Regions from separate parts of the Mus musculus genome. Here regions 1 and 2 are each linked to region 3. A link is a loop called in an ENCODE intact Hi-C map of the cell type or tissue named here. Cell type or tissue: heart. All regions are shown on one strand.

Region 1 (8,000 bases), 150 kb after region 3:
CCTCAGTTATCCACTCTTCAAGGCCTCGAGTCAGAGCCAATGGCCTTTGAACTGGACACATTCCCTTACATAAGTCACTGTTTTTACTAATCCCACTTCTACCCACCCCAAATCTTTCAACTTTGGCACATGGTAGTCCCCATTGCACCCTGACCTTTTGAACCTCAAGGAATTTTTTATTCAAAGAAATATCCCAAGAGAAGCAGGCTGTAAATCTTGGCAGCTGCCTGAAGGAGGAAGATAGAGTCAACAGAGAAAAAAAAGGCCATGTCATTCCCTGCAATGCAGACAAGCCAGCATGGGATGAGAAGGGGGCTGTTGGAGAAAGAATAGAGCTCAGGCTGTTGTGGAAAGCATTCTTGGAAGAGGGATAGAGAGAAGAAAAGAGGTTACACTTCTCTGCGTAGTTCAGACTACAAAGCTGCATGAACACGCCCGCTAAGAGGCTGCATGCAGAGCCGACTCAGCATACAACGCTACCATCAGGTCACCTCAAGGGCCTCTATCTGTTCTCCCTGCGCCACTGGTGCTGTCTTTCTCTCAAAGGTATTTTTCATGCAATGGCAAAAGCCATTCTACAGAGATTTATTTCAAAGCATTGTATAATCAGACACAGTCTACTCGAGATAAATTATCCAAAAATTAGTCTACAATTTAAGTTGACAAACGTTTCTTAATTTTTTTTTAACAAAATACATACTGCACAGTGAATGAAAGGTTAACACAGTAGTGTCCTTTAGGACATCACAAATGCACATTATGGAAAGGCATCCGGAACTAATCAGTCTGAGGCTTAGTCATTCTGGAGGTTAAAGTGATACAAAAATCTATGAAAATAATCACCTCTGTTTACATATTACCAAGGTTAGTTTCTCAAATATGAAACATGAAGATCTCGCTGGAACCTCGTTAGAACACAGTGACACTCAGACTTGTAGAGCTGCACTTGAGTTCACTCATTCACTTTCAAAGACTGATTTCTCCAGTCAGGGAGACAGAGATGGCCCTGAGGAAGATGCTCAGGAGGAGGCTGGGCAAAGATCTCAGCCACTGAAGAGTTTGCTATGTAAGCATAAAGACCAGAGTTTGATCCTAGAACACTGGGTTAGAGGGTCCGTGGAGAGGATCTGGGAAGAGGTGAGGAAGGCAAAAAGCATGATCAGAATATAGTGTATGAAAAATAAATAACAAAAAAATTCAGGCAGAGTGGTATGTGCTTGTAATCCCAGCACTGGGGTGGGGTGGGTGGGGTGGGATGGGCAGAGTGGGAGGGGCAGATAGGAAGGTCTCTGGGGTTCACTGGCTAGCCAGTTCGGCCTCATTAGTGAGTTCCAGGCCAAGTGAGAAAGCCTGTTTAAAAATACAGTGGGAAGCACCAGAGGGACAACACCCACAGCTGACCTCTGACCTCTACACTTGTCCATATACATGTACATGCATCCACACCTATACATGCAACTCCTACATACACGTAAATGCTCAAGAAGCTGCTGTAGCACACATTTTCTATTACAAAAATAACTTAAAGATAGTACCAAAGTGATGGATTTGGCATCCATTTCATTAATTTTTCATTCATTTATTCTTTGTTGAATAAGTGCTACATACCTGGCACTATGCTATGTCATGGGGATAGGAGGAAGACAGAGACAGAGAGGTTTTGTGAACTCAATATACTTACACCACAGCAGAGACAACAGACATGAAGCCAACAGTAAGTCATTAATCAGTTAGATGTTTGCTTCAACTTGGAGCTACTTATCCATCCTGATGGCATCGATGGGTTAACCATACTAGAGATGCTACATCTCTTCAAACAGTATCTTCTCAGTAAGCTAGCAGTAATGTGTGCACATAGATCACACAATTACTAGACTTAAGATTTTTCAGGAAGAAATAATGAAACTCGAGGTCTAACGTTGCTGAAGGTGTCGAAAGTTAAACAAGTACGAGTCCAAAATGAACAAGTCACTGCATGTGGAGGGAGGAGATGGAAATGACATGAGTGTTTCAGACCTGAATCATAAACCATAGCTGTTTCCTATAATGTGATAATTGCTTCCTCCATAATTAACTTTTGTGACATCATGAAAGGCTTGCACCAAACTCTGTTAAGACATAAAATGATTTCATAAGCTACTTTGCTAGTTTTTAGCTTTTATATGAGGAGAACCTCGAAAACTATATATAAATTTAATTAGAAACAGTTCTATTAATATATATATATATTATATAGTTTTTCAAGACAGGTTTTCTCTGTGTAGCCCTGGCTGTCATGGAACCTGCTCTATAGACCAGGCTGGCCTCGAACTCAGAGAAATCTACCTGCCTCTGCCTCCCGAGTGCTGGGATTAAAGGCAGACACCATCACCACCCAGCAACGTTTATATTTTAAAGTCTTTTCCTCATTTATTAATAACAATTATTCATGACCTGGAAGACTTTTAATATCTTGGGAAGAGTTTAAACATTGCTTTAATTTTTAAATACAGTTTAGATTCAATATACCCTTTCTCTTTATAGTCCTACTGCAAATAAACAAAAACACTCTGCAACTTTCTCTATGCTTTACTTTAAACATAAAAACATCCCTACATATGAGAATGAACATTGCATTGACTTGCTTTATGTCCTTCAGAACACCTGTCAAGCACAAAACATAACTCTTCCTATATTTATGTGTAGGGTAACCAATTGCAGTGGTCTCTATCTGTAGGGAGAAAGTGCTTGCCTAGCACAGTCAAGCTCTCCCTGACTACACACAAGCACTCATGTCTTCTACTCAATGCCATATTTACCAAACCCTCCATTGGATCTCTTTCATTCTCTCTCTTATCTCTAGTGTGGATCCTTTTTGATCCCTCCACCATGAATGTGCCCACAGTCACGAGTACTTTCAGTCGATACAGATAAGTGAGATTTTTCATTTCTCATTCTCAGGGACCCTATGACACCTGGTGCTACTGACAGCCTCTTTCTGGAACTCTTCCTCTAAGTTTTAAACAAAATAAACAGGTTGATGTTTTTCTCCCTTATCTGTAGTACACTCTTCCATTTCTCTTCCTGCTCTTACAATGCTCCCTTGTGGTTTTCTGCTTGTTGTGTTTTTCCTATACAATTATACATTCTAGCAGGTGGCTTGGTTTTTCACAAGGGCTTGCCTTGGTCTTGTTCTCTTTGGAAATAAATCAAAGCAACTCTAATGTGTTTGGACAAAGAAAGTGACAGAATGAAACTCCAAATTGATTGTTCTGAAAGATATGAAAATAAAAGCTTTTAAAATGGCAATGTAGGAAAATGATTAATTCCACAGACTCTGGGTTTGTGAGATGGCTAGTAGTTAGGAACACTGGTTGCTCTTTCAGAGGTCCTGAGTTCAATTCTCATCAACCACATGGTGGATCTGATGCCCTCTTCTGGCAAGCAGGTGTACATGCAGACAGAGCACTCCCACATTTAAATAAACAAACACACACACACACACACACACATACACACACACACACAAACACACACGTGCACACACACGCACACGCACACGCACACACACACACACACACACACACACACAGACTCTGTGCTGAAACTTGCCTAGGTTAAATTCTAGCTCTGCCACTTTTGAACCATGTTACAGTAAACTTTCTGTACTTCACTTCCATAACTTGTAAAATGGGATAACTTCATTATAGAAATAATAACTAAAGGTTGATATATTGTGCACTATAGGGACATTAAGTAAATCACAAAACTGGCAGCCATCACAAAACTTTTAACTTCATATTTTGTTGTTTTTCAAAACTCTAAGACTGAACTATTTAGTAGCATCTAAGAGTTTAAAGCAATGCCACGGCCTTCTAGAGAAACATTGTTCCCCCATACACACACATGAAACTACAGAAATAAAAACCACATTTCTAAAGCTAAACTGGAAGTGACAGTCCTCTCTAAGGTTGTTGCTTTATAGATAAGAAATCTAAAGATACGAGGGTTATGTGTTTGTTCTAAGTCACAGTAAATATCAGTAAGAGGCACACTGAAAGCTAAACTGCAGGCCCTTATATATATATTCATTCTTCGAATATATCTCTGTTTGGAGAAAAATTTTCCACCATTACAAAAACCCTGAAATTTAATGTGAGGAAAACTATCAAAAGTTGATCTATCAACTATTAAATTCTGCCAAAATATTTGTTCATTTTTAAGATAGGGCCTCGCTGTGCTGCTAGGTTAGCCTCATTCTCCTGAGTGCTAGAATCACGCGTGTAAGTGTCGCAGTGCACATTTACTGATCTATGTATTTCCCTACTTACTGTCTGTTGACTGCTTTGGGGGTCTTGCTTTATGAGACAAGGTCTCACTATATACACCAGGCTGTTCCCTATCTCCTGGGTGCTGGGATTAAAGGCATGTGCCACCACACCCTGATACTGCTGTTTTGAGGCAAAGTTTTACTCTGTAGCCCAGGCTGGTCTTAGGCGCCTGGTTAGAAGCCTAGGTTAGTTAGCCTTGAACTCATGACCTCCTGGGCAGAGCTGCCCAAGGACTGTGATTATAGACAAGTGTCACTAGCTTCAGCCATTGTTCTAATGCTTTTTGTATTAGATGCTTTTTGCATCTTAAAGTTATTTTAACCTCCTTCTGCCTCAATTTTATCATCAATAATAAGACTAGAAATACATGGTTATATATAAGGAATTAATGAATATATTGAAAACAACTTTGTGGAGTACAAAGTCTGCATAAAGATGCCAATTTATGTATAATGAAATGAAAAGGGATTATAAAAAGAGTACTGATAATATACTCATTAAGTAAACTTTTTTTTGGGGGGGTGGGGGGTTTCGAGACGGTTTCTCTGTATAGCCCTGGCTATCCTGGAACTCACTTTGTAGACCAGGCTAGCCTCGAACTCAGAAATCCGCCTGCCTCTGCCTCCCAGAGTGCTGGGATTAAAGGCCTGTGCCACCACACCTGGCTCTCATTAAGTAAACTTACATGAAGAGGATACTTAAATAACCCTGTTCTATTGTTTTATAATACATGTCAAGACCTGAATGCAAGTCCATCTTAAGGAAAGTCAAAACTGAGAAAGAGTACTCTAAACAGGGGACTTTTAAAAAGAATTCCATCTTCTGAGGTAAGACGTTTTCTAAAATGCAATTATTACTCCAAGGTCAGCTACTCATTGTTCAGCTAGAACTTGGCTTGAAGGTCACATAAGAAAAGGCAGAAGAAAATGGCTGACCCTGTGTACACCCAAGCTGCAAACTCTGCAAACAAGAGAGCACTGACTTCTTAAAGCAACGTTTATAGACTAATTTATCTTATCAGTAAGGAAATTCCTCTGCTTCTAAGCACATTATGTGTGTGTGTGTAAAATTGTTTTGTATGCAATCAAGTACTTCTAATCACTTAATATGCTTTGCATATGAAATTAAACTTTTAAGGTTTAAATTATACACATTAAGAAAATATGCAGCCGGGCGGTGGTGGCGCACGCCTTTAATCCCAGCATCTGGGAGGCAGAGGCAGGTGGATTTCTAAGTTCCGGGCCAGCCTGGTCTACAAAGTGAGTTCCAGGACAGCCAGGGTTATACAGAGAAACCCTGTCTCCAAAAGGAGAGAGAGAGAGAGAGAGAGAGAGAGAGAGAGAGAGAGAGAGAGAGAGAGAGAGAGAGAGAGAGAGAGAAGAAGAAGAGGAGAAGAGAAGAGAAGAGAAGAGAAGAGAAGAGAAGAGAAGAGAAGAGAAGAGAAGAGAAGAGAAGAGAAGAGGCCATTCTTTATGTATTAGGAAATTAATATATGTATTGCTAGCAACAAATTGCTTTTGTGGTCACCCATGGGAATACACCTTTGGCAAGCATTTCATGTAAATAACACCACCAAGCAAAGTTTGCAATCATCAGAGCATTTTCTACAGTCTGTCTAAGGCTTTAAGTTTCTGACTCATGTACTCGAGCATGTTGCTTAAATCTGGTATAGGACAGTAACCTTTCTCCAGAGCTCACAGTAAGCCAAAGACCAGAGAGAGGTCTATTACAGCCCATCTGCTCCAAAAAGCTGTCTTACATTTGTATGAGAGTAAGAGTAACTTAAGGTTCTCCTTGATGACACTGAGAAACACTCGCAGTTCATCAGGTAGTTTCTTCACCTTGACAGCTTGGAGCCAAGACAGAAAGCTGCTGTGACTCTGGCTGGAGCACTCCAGGGAGAAGCCAGTGCTGCCTAACTCTGTTGCACGCCACATAGCTTATGCTGTGCAGAGCACTTCTTTATGCCAAACATGGAAAATACCTTGTAAATGAAATGCATGAAGAACAGTGCATTTCTAACAGCCACAGTATCTATACTCAACAGGTAGTGAGTGGCTGCCTGTACTGAGTATCAGGGTAGTAATTAACAAGCACACACTGCTTCCTGCCATTAGTAGACTTATGACACAGATGAGAGGAAGAGTGTTTCTGATTTAAAAATCAGGAGCTGACATAAGAAAGAGTTTTTAAAATAATCAAACTATTGTGTTATAATAATGTTTATGAAGGTTCAAGAGCCTGCACCAGCAAGCATTCATCTCCTGAGGATGCGTACAGCTAAAGTTCAGGTTTTCTCACAGTGTGGCCCCAGGCATAACGTTTCAGGCTTACAAAAGGAGAGCACACATGGTGAGCTAAATCCCCACAACAGTCCTTCATACAAGAGAGTACCAACTGACTGATAATGACCTTTGTGTCTGAGGAATCTGACTCAGCTATGTGTAAGAAAGACATTGGTGTTCTAGGTGCTATTTGCTGCTGAACCAGTTTGCTATGCTACTTCAATTCCTATATCATATATGGTGAGTCCCTATGGCTCTAGGTAATCCTTACAGCCTATGCCATATATACACGATGTGCTCATCTATGTCTTACAAGCAATTAAGGCATGAAATCCACCTCCAAATATGGTACTATCTTGAGGAAGAGGGAACACCTGGAGGAAAAAACCATCTCTGAGTCAGGCATATGGCTGAAGCTCAGCTCTTCCTTTATATCACAAATGCATTTGAAACACCCAAGAAGACACAAAAGTGTTTACTTATGATATGAAGAACAGGTACTAAAAACAAAAACAAACTAACAAAAACTAAAAATATGCAAAAGTATTCTTATGTATCTATCTTATTGAAAAAATAAATAGCAAATAAATTGGAATAATATTCATATATGTGTATGTGAATATATAAAAGACCTGTGTTTTTTCTCTCACCGCTCCCCACACCCATTTCTGGTACTGAGTGTGTGTGTGGTGCATGTAGATTTGGGTGGGTGGAAGCCAGAAGTCTACATAATGGCTCCACCTTATTTTTTGAGACAAGGTCTTTTACTGAATGCAGACTTTGCTAATTTGGCTATAGACCAATAAGCTCAAGGGCTCCTCCTGTATCTGCATGCCACCATGTCTAGCTTTTAAATGAATGTACCAAGCAGTTTGTTAACTGATCATCTCTCTAGCCAGAAAACCTGTTCTTAAAGAGAAACGGCCCCAAGATTTTAAAACTGTCTTGGAAAGAAGAATGTATGGACAGCATTTCAAAGGTCACTGGAATGACAGCTAAGGTCACAGTGTTCCTCACCCTTCTCCGTTTTTTTTTTTTTTTTCCTCCTCGTTGGAGTCACTTTCCTAACTTTCCTCTTCTGAGCATCTGCTGCTGGCCCATACTCATAACTTCATGTGCTTACCTTCTTTAACCCACGCACCCTCCCTAAATAAACTATTATACAAACACACTAAGAAAAAGAAACATCAAATTAACTTTTCCTTATTTATGTATAGTTCATTCAAAGTGCCTTGGAAGTTTGAGAAAAGCTATTCTTCACCCTGCCCTTCCAAATCATACCAAAACAAGTTTAAAGGGAGGGAAAAAGGAAAAAGACTTATGGGGAAACAAGGTGTGAGTGTCTGGAGCCCCAAGAGGAGAGGAAAGGGGAGGAGCCCACTGTGCGGAGGCAAAGATGCGCAGA
Region 2 (8,000 bases), 340 kb before region 3:
GAAACTTTGAGCATATGTCACTGGAAGAGTAAAGACCATGTTAATATTATTAATAATATAATTACAACATAATTATATTGAAATTACATATAAGTATGATATAATTATACTACTATATTATTATATAATTATTACAATTATTAATGGCTATTGCATGTGTTTGAAGTGCTGTTCTGTGAAGAATGTGTCTCTGAGTATAAAGCCAAATTGCAGAACTCAGACCAATGGCTGGGAGTTTGAGCAGAGCAGTTTTAGCCAAAGATAAAAAGATGGCTCGATTTCTGGAGCTGTCTCAGAGCCCAAGTCTGTCCTGCAGAATGGTCAAGGTGGGGGTGATATATTTTCCGACTCATCACTCCAATCTGTAGTGATCACAATGGAAAACTTCCCCTCTTTCTTCCTCCTCCCTCTTTTCTTTTTTCTCTTCTCCCTCTCCTCAAAGCTGAGTTTATGCATTCCTTAATTTTTAATTTACTATCTGCATCAGTCTATAAAAATATTTTAGTTTATTTCATTTCATAAATTTTCTTCCTTCCATTCCTAATTTCTTTTGTAGTGTTCACCTCCCTCCATGTGAGCCACTTCTATATTTTTGATAGAAGGTATTAGATTTGGGTGTAAAATACACAGTGCTGACTGTGGACAGGTGTCTCTGGAATTTCTGTACACAATATGATAGTGTTACTTCGATTTTCTTATTACTGTAGTTCTGGAAGTACTGTATGGTTGATCCCGCAGCTTTGAGTGCACGTCTTGCTCAGTGCCTCTATCTGACATGTCATGTTCCACAGTGTGTATCTGTCACATTTTTCATGACCCTGAAGTGGGGCATTCTCTAGACCAGATGGGTGGATCCATGGGCTCATATTTACTACATCATGAAGTTATTTATTTCCCTTATGCTCTGTGATTTTCTTGTTCTTGTCTAGGAAGGAGTCCTTCCCCACTTCAAGGTCATGAAAAAATGAGGCTTCATTTTCTTCTACTGATTTTTAACTTTTATCTTCTATATTTAGGGGTTAACAGCATAGAAAGGCTTTCCCCCTTTTCACTGACATATAACCCAGGGTCCAAAAAACCTCCCACACATAGTAGGTAATAAATATCTGTTGAATAAATGATGAATTTAGGCTTAATTATGTATATCATCGGAGGTAGAAACCTAACTATATTTTTCTTCAAATCAATTAAGCCCGTTTCACATTTCAATTGTAGGAGCCCTATTAGTTAGTAATCCATCTTAACAATGAATCTGCTTGGTAATTCATCTCTCCTCTCACTCAGATTTATGGCTCTTTCATTATACAATATCACAATAGTCTTAGTACTCCGGTTTTGCTATGTCTTACACCGTTGCCTTGATAAATTGTGGCTTATTGCCTGCTTTGTAGGACAAGTTGCCCTCTCCTATTTTTTCAAAACTATCTTAGCAATTCGTCATTATTCCAATATATTTTATGTTATATGTTAACTTGCTCAAGATATTGTGGTAGAGTTTTGAATGAAACTGCCATTGTCTTATCATTAGGAAAGAAATGGGTATCTTTGGGATATTTCCCTATACATATATATGCTTCCTGCATTTACCCAGTCATTTGTGGTGGTTTGTAAAGGAGATCCAAGTTTTTAACATACTGGCTTTGTATATTCCATTGTATTAATCCTTTTCAGTTGCCATAAATCTTATATGTGATTACTTTTTAACTAGTCTATGAGACTTGCAGAGTATTTTCTCATTATACCTGCTAGTTTATCTGTTGGTTCTGGGTTTGTCCTGTGTAAATTTCTCACTTAATAACATTTGGCTCTCTTTCTTTTCAATACTGATCTGTCCTCTTTTTAGGTTTATTTCATTGGCGAGGGCCCCTACTAATCCCTAGTCATCATAATGGATGCTCTTGTTTTATGTGCACTATTTTGGAGGAAATGTGGTAGTTTGAATGAGAATGGTTCCCATAGGCTTATGCTTTAGTTCTTGCTTGCCATTGGTGGAACTGTTTGGGAAGGATTATGAGGTGTGGCTTTGTTGGAAAAGGTGTATCACTAGGAGTGGGCTTTAAAGTTTCAAATGACTTGTGCCATTCCCAGTGTGCTTGTTCTCTTCTTGTTTGTGGATCAGAATGTGAGCTGTTAGCTGTTCCTGTCACCATATTTTTGCTCTGCCATCACAGACTCTAACCCTCGGAAACTTTAAACTCAAATAAACACTTTCTTTTATAAGTTGTCTTGGCCATGGGCTTTTGTCACAGCAATTGAAAAGTAAATAAGATAGGAATGTTTATTTTTTTTCAATTTAAGCATATTGTTATAGGTTTTTAGTAAGTATTTCTAATCAAGGCCATTTTAGGATTTTTACATGAAAAAAATGGAAGTTTATGGTTCTAATTTTCTGCATTTATCAAGATTGGCACATTCCTTATATCTTCACTGTGTTATAAAGTTTAGTCACTAAAATGAATGAAATAGGTATCAAACTAGCTATCCTTCCTTGCATTGGTTAACTTGATATATTGTGTTTCAATAAACTATTAAATTTAATGAGTTAATATATAAGATTTCTACACTAAAATTCACAAAACTGTATTTGTTGCTTTTTCTGTTACTGGAAGGACAAACTATTTGATAGAAGGAAATAAATGGAAAGGGGACTATATCGGCTCATGACTCCAGAAGTTTGCTTCATCACATGGAAGCCATGGCAATAGGATGGCATTATGGTGGCTTTTCACACTTGACAGATCCAGAAGCAGAAAAAAGGGAAACAGATGAAAAGCTGAGCTATAACCCTCAAAGACCAGCTAGATCCTACAACTTTCCAAAATAGTACTACCAGCTGGGGACCAGGAGTTCAAACACATGAGTCTGGGACTCGAGATGGCTCAGTGCTTAAAGTCACTGGCTACACTTTCAGAGTTCAATTCCCAGCACTCATACAACAGCTCAGAACTATATATAACTCCAGTTCCCAGGGATTCAATATCTTCTGACTTTTATGAACACCATATAGGCATGTGATACACAGACATGCATGGAGGCAAACACACCCATTCACATAAAAAATTATCTTAAAAGATAAGGCAAATTAACAAAACACATCAGTCCATAGAATATTTCAGCCCCAAACCATAATACAGCAAGTAAATGAATTAAAACCTTTCACCTTTCCCTAGCTGTTCTTTTAATATGTTAGTATTTGTTTGTAAAATTAAGTGTGAGCCTTTCATGAAGAGAAGGGTTTTATCATTAATTAAACATAAAAATAAAAATTGATTTATCACATTATTTTACCAGTGTGGTCTTTTTGTTTTGCAGTGATTTTTTTCCATTATTTTTTCCATAGTGATTGACATTTCATTTTCATTGACATGCCATTCTCTTTATTATTTTAATGCTCTTTTTACAGATTTATCTCATTCATTACTCTGTGTCTTCTCTTTCTCTTTGATATTAATCAATTCTATCTTAGGCATTTCAGAGTCAGTCATTTATATCCATTTTGAGTCAGGGTCTTCCTATGGAGCCCAGGCTGGCCTCAGACAGACAGCACCCTATTCTTTCCACTTACTGTCCTTTTGTTTTCCTTTTCCCTCCTCTTCTGCTATCAACTGAGAAGAAGGAATTATTGCTTTAAATATGAAAGCTCTATTGAACTGTTTTGGTTTACCCAATACTCATTATAGCCTATATTTCTGGGTTTTTATTTTCCTACAATACTGTAAGTATATGGATTTCTACAATTTAGGAAATCCTCATTTTCCTTGTGACCATCACTAATCCCATGTGGTTTTCTGATATTATTTAAAATTCAGCCCATTCATTTTGTGTCCTTTATCACTTAAATGACAATAAATTCTGGAGTCAATTACCCATCCTTTCTTCTTATGCACCTCCAAGTATACAGTACCCTCCTGATTCATTAGTATTCTTACTAGCATGCTTACTGCAAGGGAATTTTTGTATCCTAGAAAATTTTTAGAATCCCCATTAAAGCTGATCTTTTGAGTGATAAACCTTCTTTAGTCTTAAATACTTTATAATGTCTTTTAGATTTTATACGTTTTAGGCATTGTGATAACTAACTAAGTAGCAAATGGTAGATTAAAAGCTCACAATGTAAAAATGCTAAGTCACTAACTTTAGTCCCTTTAACTTTGTGCATGGGCATCTTACTGAGAAAGCACTAACTGCATTCTCCTTCACAGTTGGTTATTTTTCCTGGAAATTTAAAAGCTGGGTTTATAATATTAAATTTCTATGAATTGTTACCAATTATACATTTTTGAAATTCTGTGTGTCTCTGCTCCCCTCTCCCCACCTCTAACTGTGTGCATCATCATGAACTCAAACATTTGGACACCCTCAATCACTATGTAACTAAGGTTGCCCTGGAACTTGCTAGGCAGCTCAAGCTGCTCTCAAATTCCAGATTCCCTCATGCAGGCACTATAGGACTGCATGGCCATTCCAGACACTATACTTTTATTCAAAGTCTTTCTTCCCATCCGTTTCTCTCCTCATCTGGAATGTCTAGTTAAGAAGTGTCATCTCTCTTAATTTTTTTCCTCCACAAACTACCCGTGGGTGGAATGATGTTAGTGTAAATACCAGCTACTCTAGGCAGAGGGCAGCATTTATTAATGCCATTTTTGTCATGAAAAATCTTTTGTGGAAGGAATGAGAAACTGCGATCCTAAATCAATCCACACGGGGTCAGGCAGCCATCAAGAAAAATAGTACCACAAGGATTTTTGTTTTGTTTTGTGTGTGTGTTTTTTTCCCAAGCACTGTTTGAGTAACCATGGTAGCTGCAAAACCTGACCGATTTTCCTTGGCAGGTATTTGCCAAACAGAACTCAGTGCCCAGTTGAACGCTTGAACTTCGGAGTCGATAACCAGGTAAGCACATAAGCCGTCCCTCCAGGGGTTTGTAAGCACTCCTGCCTCTTGGCTCCATCGTCTTCTGCAAGAGGAAATGCTTACATGTCAGCGCAGATTCTTACAAACACCCTGGAAAATCAATGTTTTGTGGAGACCCTAACAGCAGCTTTGTTATTGGCTGACATGGATGATCGACAAAGTCCTTAAAATCCCTAAAGTTTTGATCTGGGGCCTAGGAGACAAGGATAAGGTCTCTTACTTTGAAGTGTTACCATAGGGGTTCCATGAAATTCCTAGCACCATTTAAAAAACATAGTCTGCTGTTCCCTCTTCTGGAAAAAGAACAAGGGGTAGAGAAAAGGGTCTCTAAATTCCCATTTTGAAAGAATAATCAGTGTTTGGAGAAATTCCATTTATCCTTGGAGAAGGTCAAACTCAAAAAGATATTTCTAGGCCATGACTAGTTCCTGGAATTGCTCATTAGACTGGTGTGATGGAAATGCACAGAGTTACCGGATGGTGGCAGGGAAGATGAGTGACATCTCCACCACCCCTCATCCTCCACCCCCACTCGTGCACACATGATAACCCTGGCCTTCTGGGGCTCACTTTTCTTTTCATCAGGTGTATGGTTCATAGCCCTCCACCTCTCCCGCCCCCCCAGTCCTGCCAAGATAGCTCCCCTCAAGATGTGAGAATTAATGAGATCATGCACGTCGGGTTTTCTGACCACAGTAAAAGCTTATCTGTGTCTGGAAAATGGGCTTAATAAGATTATAGCATTCCAGAAAAATTCAAGTGAGAGGGCATGTGCAAACTGATCAGAACAATTGCTGGACTAACTACATAGGAGCTTCAGAGATACAATTAACCACCAGTGAAGGCCTAGAATGGCAAATGGATTATTAAGAACTGAAGATGGTATGAGCCCTGTCCCAAAAGCTCTCAGAGACTTGAGGAGAGACACAAAAGGCTGTACTGCTCTGCAAACCACCTGGGACTATATGACCACACAGCATGGGGTAGGGTGGGGTTTGAGGGTGAATATTCCCCATATGTTGAGGGTGAATATTTTCCATATGTTTAAGCGTTTGCATACTTGGTCCCCCAGCTGATTGGTGCTATTTGGGAACATATAGCTCAGCCTGGCCCAGACCTTGTGACTTCACATTCACAATAGACTGGGAACAGCAGAAAGAAACAGAGGGAGGGGAAGACACCGGTGGAAATGTGAAGGATGAATTGTCAAGGCCTGACAAAATCGGAGGAAGGCGCAAGTGTAGCTGAGGCAGTGGTGGTGGCGATTACCTGTAATCCCAGCACTTGGGAGGCTGAGACAGGAGGGTTGCAAGTTCAAGCCTATCCTAGGCTATGTAGTCAAACCCCAACTCCAAAAACCAAAACTAAAACAAAGGCAGGGAAGAGATTCTGGGCAATTTGGGGTCCATGGGTCCTGGGGTCCTGGTGTTCTGATGTTCTGGGGTTCTGGGGCAGAGATGAAATAGCAGCATAAAAGCTTGGAATAGTAGGTAGGTTGAGGCTGGGCAGAGGGTGACCTAGAGTACAGAGAACCATCTGACATCTCACTTCACAGCAAGGCCCTAGTCCTGGTCACAACATACACTACCCAGAGTCACTGACTGATATGGGAGAGGCCGGGCCAAAGTCCCTAACCCATACTCTAACTACTCTTACACGTGAGCTGTAATGCACACAGTCGCTGCCCATACAGGCCAACACAGTATCTCCAAACAATGAAGCTTCCCCAGCCAAACCTTCTCAACTACAAAGCATTCTCCAGCTCTGCTCTTTGTCCCAGACAACACACAGGACTAACTATGCCACGAAGGCTAATCTAAACAGTTTACGAAGAACCAAGGGGCACATGGGAAGTCTGGGCCGGTCAACTGCAGGTGTTGGGAACTCATCTACAGTGCTGATGTCTCAAGCTGGTTGGACTTACTTCCCTCTGCCTCGGAAGTCCAGGCTTGACTACCCTTCGGTGGCTGGGACAATCCCAAACTTCCTGGGGAGCAGTGCGTTGGCCCACGGTGTAGGCTGAACATCAGATCGAGCCAACTAGGATTATGTAAGAGGCACAAGCTTCGGACAGATAAGGCGGCAAACAGAGGGATGCTTTAAGGAAGAAGGTAGCTAAGCAGATGGCATTGGGAAGAGCTGACTATTGAAATGGTAAAAGGAGAAGAATGCTGCAGTTTGCTGGGGGGTTTGATTTGTGGGCCTTTTTCTTTTCCTATAGTAAAGGAAAACACAGGCCATGTTTTCTGCTCCATGCAACCAACATAAACTTAAGCAACTCCCACGGGAGAGAATGCAGTCTGGTGTATTCCAGTTGGTCCTTAAATATTTCTTCAGGCCTGCTTCTCTGTCTGTATTAATAGCCACGTTTCCTGGGGGTAGAGCTTCCCCAGGCTCCCTTGGGCTGGCCTATTCATCATGGCAGCAGCTGGAGATAAGCTGGACACAAAGACTCGTGTCTCAAGAGGGTCGGTCCCTAGATACCGAAAGTGGAGGAATTTTCTCATTAGTACGAAGTTGGTGGTGGGAAGACTGGGCTTTCATCCTGTGCCCCTGGTGAACATGACAGTAGGGAGGAAGGCTCACCGGAGGGGGAAAGACCTCCACAGGGATTTCACTGCACAACTGGAAGATTCTGAAGCAAGCTTTCTTGAGAGATGAAAAGCAGACACGCCACTTGTACTTAGGAGATAGTGAGTCTGAACACATGATCAATCTGTGCTTGTCCCTACTCCCAGGAGAGCCATGGTGGTGGTGGTGGTGGTGTGCTTCATGTGAGGTGTTATAAACCTGGAGGACCTTGTGGGGAGCACTGCTGAGTGAAGCCTAGATGACCCAGAGGGTCAAAATCTCAAGAGCTAATCATGGCCAGGCCGGGCTTGGAAATTCAGAGGTTTGGGATGGCAGGGAATGAAGAGACAATGGAAGCCTACAAAGTTCCTGAACATTCTTAGCATTCACATACCTCAGATTAATTCCAAAACTGGTGAGAAAGCTGACCAATAGGAAATTCTCTGAGTTGGGAACAGCATCTGGGGTGCAGGCTCAGAATTTCAACCAGGGTTCCCCACTAGCATTGCACT
Region 3 (8,000 bases):
CCTTATACCTCTGCCTCCAGAATGTTGGAATCACAGGTGTGAACTGCCATGCTCAACAGGATCTGCTCTTAGTTGACTTACAAATCACTGATATTGGAGGTTGCAGAGTCGAGCAATCCATTATCAACTTTTCACCAGCCTACTGGTGTTTATACCACAGATATGTGGGTTTTAAAACTGCCTACATTTTTAGCAAAAATGTAAAGGCCGCTTTTGCTAAAAACACCAGTTCTTCACTTTAGCATGAAAAGATAAGATAAGGGGCTGGAGAAACGGCTCAGCAATTAAGAGTACTGGCTGCTTTTCTGGAGGTCCTGAGTTCAATTCACAGCAACCACATGGTGGTTCACAACCATCTATAGTGGAATCTAATGCCCTCTTCTGGCATGTAGGTGTACATGCAGATAGAGCACTCAAATGCATTAGATAGGCACTCAAATGCATTAGATAGGCACTCAAATGCATTAGATAGGTAGATAGGTAGATAGGTAGATAGATAGATAGATAGATAGATAGATAGATAGATAGATAGATAGATAGATAGATAGATAGACAGATCTATCAAAAGAGAGAGAGATCGGCTCAATGACTACAGTGGGATGAAAAGCTTGATGTCTCTGTCTTCATGCTTTGTCTGTTCCCTGCCTATTTGAATCTTTCGATTCTACTTAGATCTACATGTAGACAACATTAAGCACCTAGAAATTAACATATAAAAATCAGTAGCCTTCCTATCTACACATTACAAAAAAAAATCAGGAAATAGTACCTTTCATAATAGCCTCAAAAATAAACAAGCAAACAAACAAACAAACACAAAAACAAAAAGTCTTGGGATATCTCTAACCAAGCAAATGAAAGACTTGTATGTATAATACAAACTTTAAGGCACTGAAGAAATCAAAGAAGACACCAGAAGATGGAAAGACCACCCATGCTCATTGTGAAAATGATCATCTTACCAAAAGCAATATAGAGATTCAGTATAATCCCCATCAAAATACAAGCACATTCTTCATAGAAATTGAAAAATAAAAACTTCAACTTCCTAGGGAAACACACACACCAGGATACCTAAGACAATCCTAAATAATCAAAGCAATATCCATATTTCAAGCTATATTACAGAGATACTGTAATAGATACAGCATAGTATTGGCATAAAAACAGACATGCTGATCAATAGAATCAATTATGAAGACTCGGGCATAAATGCACACATATATGGACATCTGACCTTTGACAAAGAAGCCAAAAACACATGCTGGAGAAAAAAAAAACTTCAATAAATGGTGCTGGTAGAACGGGATGGCTGCATGTAAGAGAATGCAAATAGATCCATGTTTATCACCTGCACAAAACTCAAGTCCAAGGAGACACTTCATCCCTGGCTCACCCTCTCCAAAAACAGCCTTAATTGATAGGTTGAGATGGGATTCACTGGACCTAGAATTATTTATAACATCTGGAAAGATTGTATCAGAGTTGTAAAGATTAAATGAAAGTATCAATTTTCAAATTTCCAATGGAAATAAGAAGTGATTAATTGTTTTATATGTTATATATTTTACATATAAAATAACAAACGTAACATTAGACTTCTCTATTTATTTTTAATGTTGGAGTTTGCACTCCGGGCCTGGCATATCCCAGGCAAAAACTCTACTGCTGAGCTACCTTCCCAGACCTCATTAACATTAATGGAGGGAATGGGAAGAGTCTTAGCTGAGCATTACCGAGAGCTGAAGTCTGCCTAACACAGTGAGATTCCCCATTCTCAGTGTCTCAGCTTAGTGATGTTCTTCTCAGTATCTCATACCATTCTTCATCCTCAAGCCTGGGCTAAGATGGAGTCAGGTTTGTATGAGAACCTTTTTTTTTAAAATTACATTCCTGTGTGTGTGTGTGTGTGTGTGTGTGTGTGTGTGTGTGTGTGTGTGTGTGTGTGTGTGTACATGTGCATGTGAAGGTCAGAGGACAACTTGAAGGAGCCAGTTCTCACCATTAACCATGTGGGTCCCTGGCTACTCAGGTTGCTAGGATTAGAGTCAGGAGACTGTCAGTGTCTTTGTAACATACTGAACAGGTGTCTGAAATTGCTTTTATATTTTAATTGTGAGGATGTTCACACTTACGGCTATAAAGAGCGTAAAGCATTATTTTCAGTTATTTGTGATGAGCTTTCTGGAAGACATTGGCATTTGGAACAACAAACAGAGGAAGCAAGATCTACCCTCAGCCTAGATAGAGTAAATAGATTTAAAAAAAAAAAAAGTTCTTATCTCTTCTAGAGCTGGGACAGCCTTGTTCTCTGACATCAGAATCCCAGGATCTCAGACCCTCGACTTCATACTGAAAGTCATGCTTAGCTCTGATGGTTCCCAAGGTTTTGGATTTAGACTGAGCCAAGGTGCAGGTGGCAAAGCATGGGACGCGCGACATCTGGAGTGTGTATAAATAGGACTCAATGGGCAGGGAAGGCACATTTGCATGGCTAGCCTTACAACGATTTGTTTGTTTCACATCTTCGTCTTTGTGTTCCCTGATCTTCACTTTGTTGAGAGGAGCCCAGCAGAGAGCTTCTCCTGAAGTCCAGGCTGGTCCTGGTCACACCTGCTGGCTCATGCTTATTCGATGGAGGCCTGGTGGTTTCTGCTGAGTCATGCCACCACTACTGATTCATGTTTGGTATCCTGATACTATTGAATTACTACTGGTATCCTGACAAAAAGGGATTGGAATTGCCCTAAAGGAACTATTGTAAATGGATCCACATCCCCTTGTCCTATTTACCATCTTTTCTCCCCTACCTTTGGATGGTGGGCTAGAAGGGGGGGGTGTCGAAGTATTTGAAAACTCTTATTAAAAGTTGGCTTTTTGCTCTTCCTGTAAGCGGCCAGAGGTCACCTGCCAAGATGGTTCGCTACTCTCTTGACCCAGAAAACCTCACAAAATCATGCAAATCAAGAGGGTCAAACCTTCGTGTTCACTTTAAGAACACCCGGGAAACTGCCCAGGCCATCAAGGGTATGCACATCCGCAAAGCCACCAAGTATCTGAAAGATGTCACTTTAAAGAAGCAATGTGTGCCATTTCGGCGGTATAATGGTGGAGTCAGTAGGTGCGCCCAGGCCAAACAGTGGGGCTGGACACAGGGTCGGTGGCCAAAAAAGAGTGCTGAATTTTTGCTGCACTTGCTTAAAAATGCCGAGAGTAACGCTGAACTTAAGGGTTTAGACGTAGATTCTCTAGTCATTGAACACATCCAGGTGAACAAGGCACCTAAGATGCGCCGACGAACCTACAGAGCTCATGGCCGGATTAACCCATACATGAGCTCCCCTGCCACATTGAGATGATCCTCACTGAGAAGGAACAGATCGTTCCAAAGCCAGAAGAGGAGGTTGCACAGAAGAAGAAGATATCCCAGAAGAAATTGAAGAAACAAAAACTCACGGCTCGGGAATAAATTCAGCATAAAATAAATGCAGATAAAGTTTTTTAAAAGGTTGGCTTTTTAAAAAAATCGAAGCCTACAGTACCCCTGTGAGGAAGACCTCCTGTACACTCCCCAAGATGTGTCTGATTCCCTCTTCTCTACGTCTCCCCAGAGGGATGCATGCTCTTTTACAGAGATGGCTGCGCCCTGGAGAGAAGGAGCCCATTAGACCTGGGCTCTGCCTCTTAAGGGGCATTGGTTCTAGAAAACCCAAAATGTCGCTGTAGCCTTCCAGTCAGTCAAGAGGTTTGTGGAAGTCGAGTGACTGAGCGAGTTCTTACCTTAGGTCTGACACACAATTGGTCCAGTGAGTTCTGAGACTTCTCTGTGGTGGTTTCTCCAGGTGTTAGTACATGGTTAGACTGGGCATGCCTGGTCTCTGACAAAATCCACACAATGGTTCCCAAACCTATGGGAGAGCCATTAGAGTGAGAAAGATTAACTAGAAGCACTAGAGGTGTCTCTGTCTAGGAAAATAGTGACCCAGAAGCAATGCTCCATTCTGAACGGGATTGCAGAATGTGTGGAGAAGAGGACTAGCCTCGTGCAACCTTCAAGTCTTGAAAGGTGCAATGGAAGTGGTGTGGTTTGTTTGGATGGGAAATGGGCCCTACAGACTCACATCTTTGAACATTTGGTCCCCAGACAGTGGCTCTGTTTTTGTTTTGTTACGGAAGCTTTAGGAGGTGACCCCCACCTCTTAAGATCTCACAACGGGGGTTCAATTTCAGCTAGAGTTTGGGGGGGGGAGATATTTAAACCACAGAAAATTCTTAAGAAAAATATACAATGAGAGATAAGTTTCTTCCCCCCAAGAAGTAGAAAACAGATAAAATAGCACAATCACACTGGCAGACCTGGGCATGAGACAGTTTTCCTGACGCCTGTTGGCCTTTACCCAGATGAAGGAGAGGGAAGGAGGAAAAGAATCTGGTTGGAGTTGGAGGAAATGAACTCAGATAGCAATGTGATGGGTTTTGGAAAATGACACCAGACAGCAGGTGTCACTATACCCCAAGTCTGAAAGCTGAATCTTCCAAAGTTGAGTGAGTGCCATCTGCTGGCTGGGCTCCGTCCTGCCATGCCTCTTCCTGCAGGGCTGTCCTAGAAATTCTGCTTAGGCTAGAGATTCAATAACATGCTGGACACCTGTGCATGACTCCCTGGGAATCCTAGCAGTACGCCATCAAATTCTATGATTGAAGAGCCAGCCCTTTGAGACACCAGGGAAGTTAAGCCCTTTAAGCCAGGGTTTGCAAATTTGTACTAAGGTAATTACCAAGTTATAGGGAAAGAAAAAGGCTAAGCAAAGTAGAGTATATACCCTGTAGTGGTTTGAGTGCGAATGCCCCCCCCTTAATAAGCTCAAATATTTAAATGTTTATTTCCCAGTCGGTGGTCAGTTTAGGAAGGATTAAGGGGTGTGGCCCTGTTGGAGGAGCTGTGGGCTTTGAGGTGTCAAAAGTCCGTGCCAGGCCCAGCTTCTCTCTGTGTCTGTTGTCTTCAGATGGGGAAATAAGCTCTTAGCTACTGCCACAGTGCCATGCCTGCCTGCTGCCATGACCCCCACCATGATGGGTGTGGATTAGCCCATGAAGCTGTAAGCAAGCCTCCAGTTAAACTCTTTCTTTTATAAAGTGCCTTGGTCATGGTGTCTTTTCACAGCAATAGATCTGTAGCTAAGGTATACCCTACCCAAAGACATTCAAATTCATAAACGAAAACAAACGAAAAATAATAGTGCTGGCCTAGTTAACACATCTGCAGCCTATGACGAGCCATTCGTTCAGGTAAAAGGTGAGCGAGTACCCAACATCATTGAGCCTCGAATGCTGAGGACACACAGAGCATTGGTGGAGATGCTAGAGGCAGGGTAAACAGAGCCATTGATGGAGATGCTAGAGGTAGGGTAAACAGAGCCATTGGTGGAGATGCTAGAGGCAGGGTAAACAGAGCCATTGGTGGAGATGTTAGAGGCAGGGTAAACAGAGCCATTGATGGAGATGCTAGAGGCAGGGTAAACAGAGCCATTGGTGGAGATACTAGAGGCAGGGTAAACTGGGCCATTGGTGGAGATGCTAGAGGCAGGGTAAACAGAGCCATTGGTGGAGATACTAGAGGCAGGGTAAACTGGGCCATTGATGGAGATACTAGAGACAAGATGCTATTACATCTTCCGTTGATGTAATTTACTTCTTTCCTCATTCAAAGGGTACCAATTGCCCAAGGGGTGGGACACAGTGCAGGAGACTTAGGGAGACCATAATCCAGCTTTGTCTTCATGAAGCTATCAGACACTGGAGCATGTGACCTGAGTTCAGCAGTCTGAGAATTTCAGAGGTTTGTGAAGGTTTTCAAATGCTTATACCATTTTTTCCCCATATCACCTAGACTGACTTTTCTTTAGTAGGACCTTAAAATAATTCTCTTTTAAAAAAAAGTTTAGGCTCAAACAATAATCATGGAGTAATGAGTTTTACATTTTTAAAAATTTTTAATTATAGGAGTGGGTTTTTGTTTGATTGCTTGCTTGTTTTAAACTGTGCATGTGCATGTGGGGTGTGTGTGTGTGTGTGTGTGTGTGTGTGTGTGTGTGTGTGTGTGTGTGTGTGTGTGAGTGTGAGTGTAGAGCCTGAGAATGCCAGAAGATCCCCTGGAGCTGAGGCTACAGGAAGTTGTAAATGCCTGACATGGGTACTGGGACCCAGACTCAGGTCCTCTTTGAGAGTAGTATGTACTCTTGGCCAGAGTCATCTCTCTACCCCACCCCCTATATGTTGTTTTTCTAACACACTTCAAAATGAAAACCAAAACCAAAACAAAAACCTAAAGAGCAATTAAAATTAAAAGTGAGCATCTAGCACCTGAAATATGACCAAGTGCTCCGGACAGAATAAATGTCACATGCTGGAGAGCAGAGAAACCTCACTTCACAGGTGTGAGTGTACCAGGGTTGACTCGTGAACAGATAAGCCCTGGGTTCTAGGTGGACTAAGAACTGTGCTCTGATGATGCACACTCGGTGAGTTTGTTTTCTCTCCCATGGCATAAAGGAAAAGGTGTCTGTTTTCCCGGCATGGCTTAGAGAAATGGGGAGAGGTCGTAAACCATCCTCATCCTACAGCCAGCTACAGTTCAACAACCAGGCTCAGCTGAGACAGGAGACGTCCACCAAGAGTGACCAGCGAATTCACTCATTGCAGCCAACCTTGGGATAGCCAGGCTACCCCTCCCCTGTCCCTTACCTGGCATACAGTAGCTCTCCAGTTAGAATTTAGGGATTATCAATTAATTAATACTCATTAAACTAGAATTTAAGGAAACAGGATGCAGAGTTGTTGAGAATCATACCATGAAAATACTTTTCACCGCTTAGGTATTCGGTGATCTCTGCAGCAAACAATGGCTTACAGGAATGTGGAAAGCTACATGCAAGGCCATTGTGTTTGAGAGCATTCAACAGGATCAATAAATCAAGCTCCTTGGTTTTGCTCAAGAATCTGGCATCTTGGGAACACCTTAAATCCCAGCACTTTGGAGACAGAGGCAGGTGGATCTTTGTGAGTTCAAGGCCAGTCTGGACTACAGAGCAAGAAAGCCAGGGCCACACAGAGAACCCCTGTCTCAAAAACAAAAGAAAAGAAAATGAAAGGAAAAGAAAAAAAGAAAGAAAGATAGGTGGAAGGAGGGAGAAAGGGAGGCAGGAAAGAAGGAAGGAAGGAAGGAAGGAAGGAAGGAAGGAAGGGAGGGAGGGAGGGAGGGAGGGAGGGAGGGAGGGAGGGAGGGAGGGAGAGAGAGAGAGATTGAGAGAAAAGAAAGAAAGAAAAAGAAAGAAAGAAAAGAAGGAAGGAAGGAAGAAAAGAAGAGGAAAACAGAAAGAAAAGAAAAGAAAAAAAGAAAAGAAAAGAAAAGGACTCAGCATCTTAGGTTTAAAATGAGCCACTTGGAAATCATCTGGTCAAACCAATTTCTTGGCAAGATACAAAACTGAGGTCTGGGGCTTCTCAGAGAGGCCAGTGCCTTCCCAGGTCCACACAACTGAGGTGGCAACTCTGAGACCAGATGCCAGGTCTCCTGGGCTCAGCTATCTTACTACCCACAGACTACATTCATGTTTGTATAGTTCTGTCATTTTGCATGTAGTGGTTAGAATATCTTTCAGTGTGGAATTGTAGAAAGACTGTCTGTGGGCAAGGTGCTATTAAAAGCCAACTGAACACTCAGGATGGAGCAGAACTGGAGTCAAAGCTGGCCCTAGACATGGGCCACACAGAAAGACGCAGAATGGGATGTCAAAAGGAGGGGCGGAGTGGAATGCAAGAGAGGTATTTTATTAATGTATTTCCTCTCTTTATCTTTCCTCTCTTGTTTTTCTTTAAGATCATATCATGTTCTCCTCCTTTCAAGAGAGCTTGTTAGAATCAAACAGTATTTTCTGTCAGCCTCGGGCATCTACACAGCAAAAAAATGTGTAATAGCACACCAAAAATGAATCGGCAAG

What was found. Peaks named below come from ENCODE experiments on the same cell type or tissue, not always from the same donor. Only the 100,000 strongest peaks of a DNase experiment are listed, where the experiment ranks them.
Region 1: it touches region 3 in a loop (3-fold over the local background); 12 of 42 quality-filtered maps call a loop at or near these places.
Region 2: a loop joins it to region 3, with 4 times the contacts of the local background. A loop is called at or near these places in 2 of 42 quality-filtered maps.

Annotation. Positions count from the first base shown.
Region 1 is chr1:170,774,475-170,782,474 of GRCm38, forward strand. The region is part of intron 14 of Atf6 (activating transcription factor 6); the gene reads right to left. Among named protein-coding and RNA genes, the nearest start is that of Gm23523, 27 kb to the left of the region's middle. In heart, a CTCF peak has its summit at 3,382 (motif pointing left); no DNase peak of the experiment used is centred here.
Region 2 is chr1:170,288,027-170,296,026 of GRCm38, forward strand. No RefSeq gene overlaps it. Among named protein-coding and RNA genes, the nearest start is that of Gm7694, 14 kb to the right of the region's middle. In heart, a CTCF peak has its summit at 4,662; no DNase peak of the experiment used is centred here; H3K27ac peaks cover 594 bases.
Region 3 is chr1:170,628,033-170,636,032 of GRCm38, forward strand. It overlaps the pseudogene Gm7299. Among named protein-coding and RNA genes, the nearest start is that of Olfml2b, 12 kb to the right of the region's middle. In heart, a CTCF peak has its summit at 4,548 (motif pointing left); a DNase peak (open chromatin) is centred at 4,559; H3K27ac peaks cover 544 bases.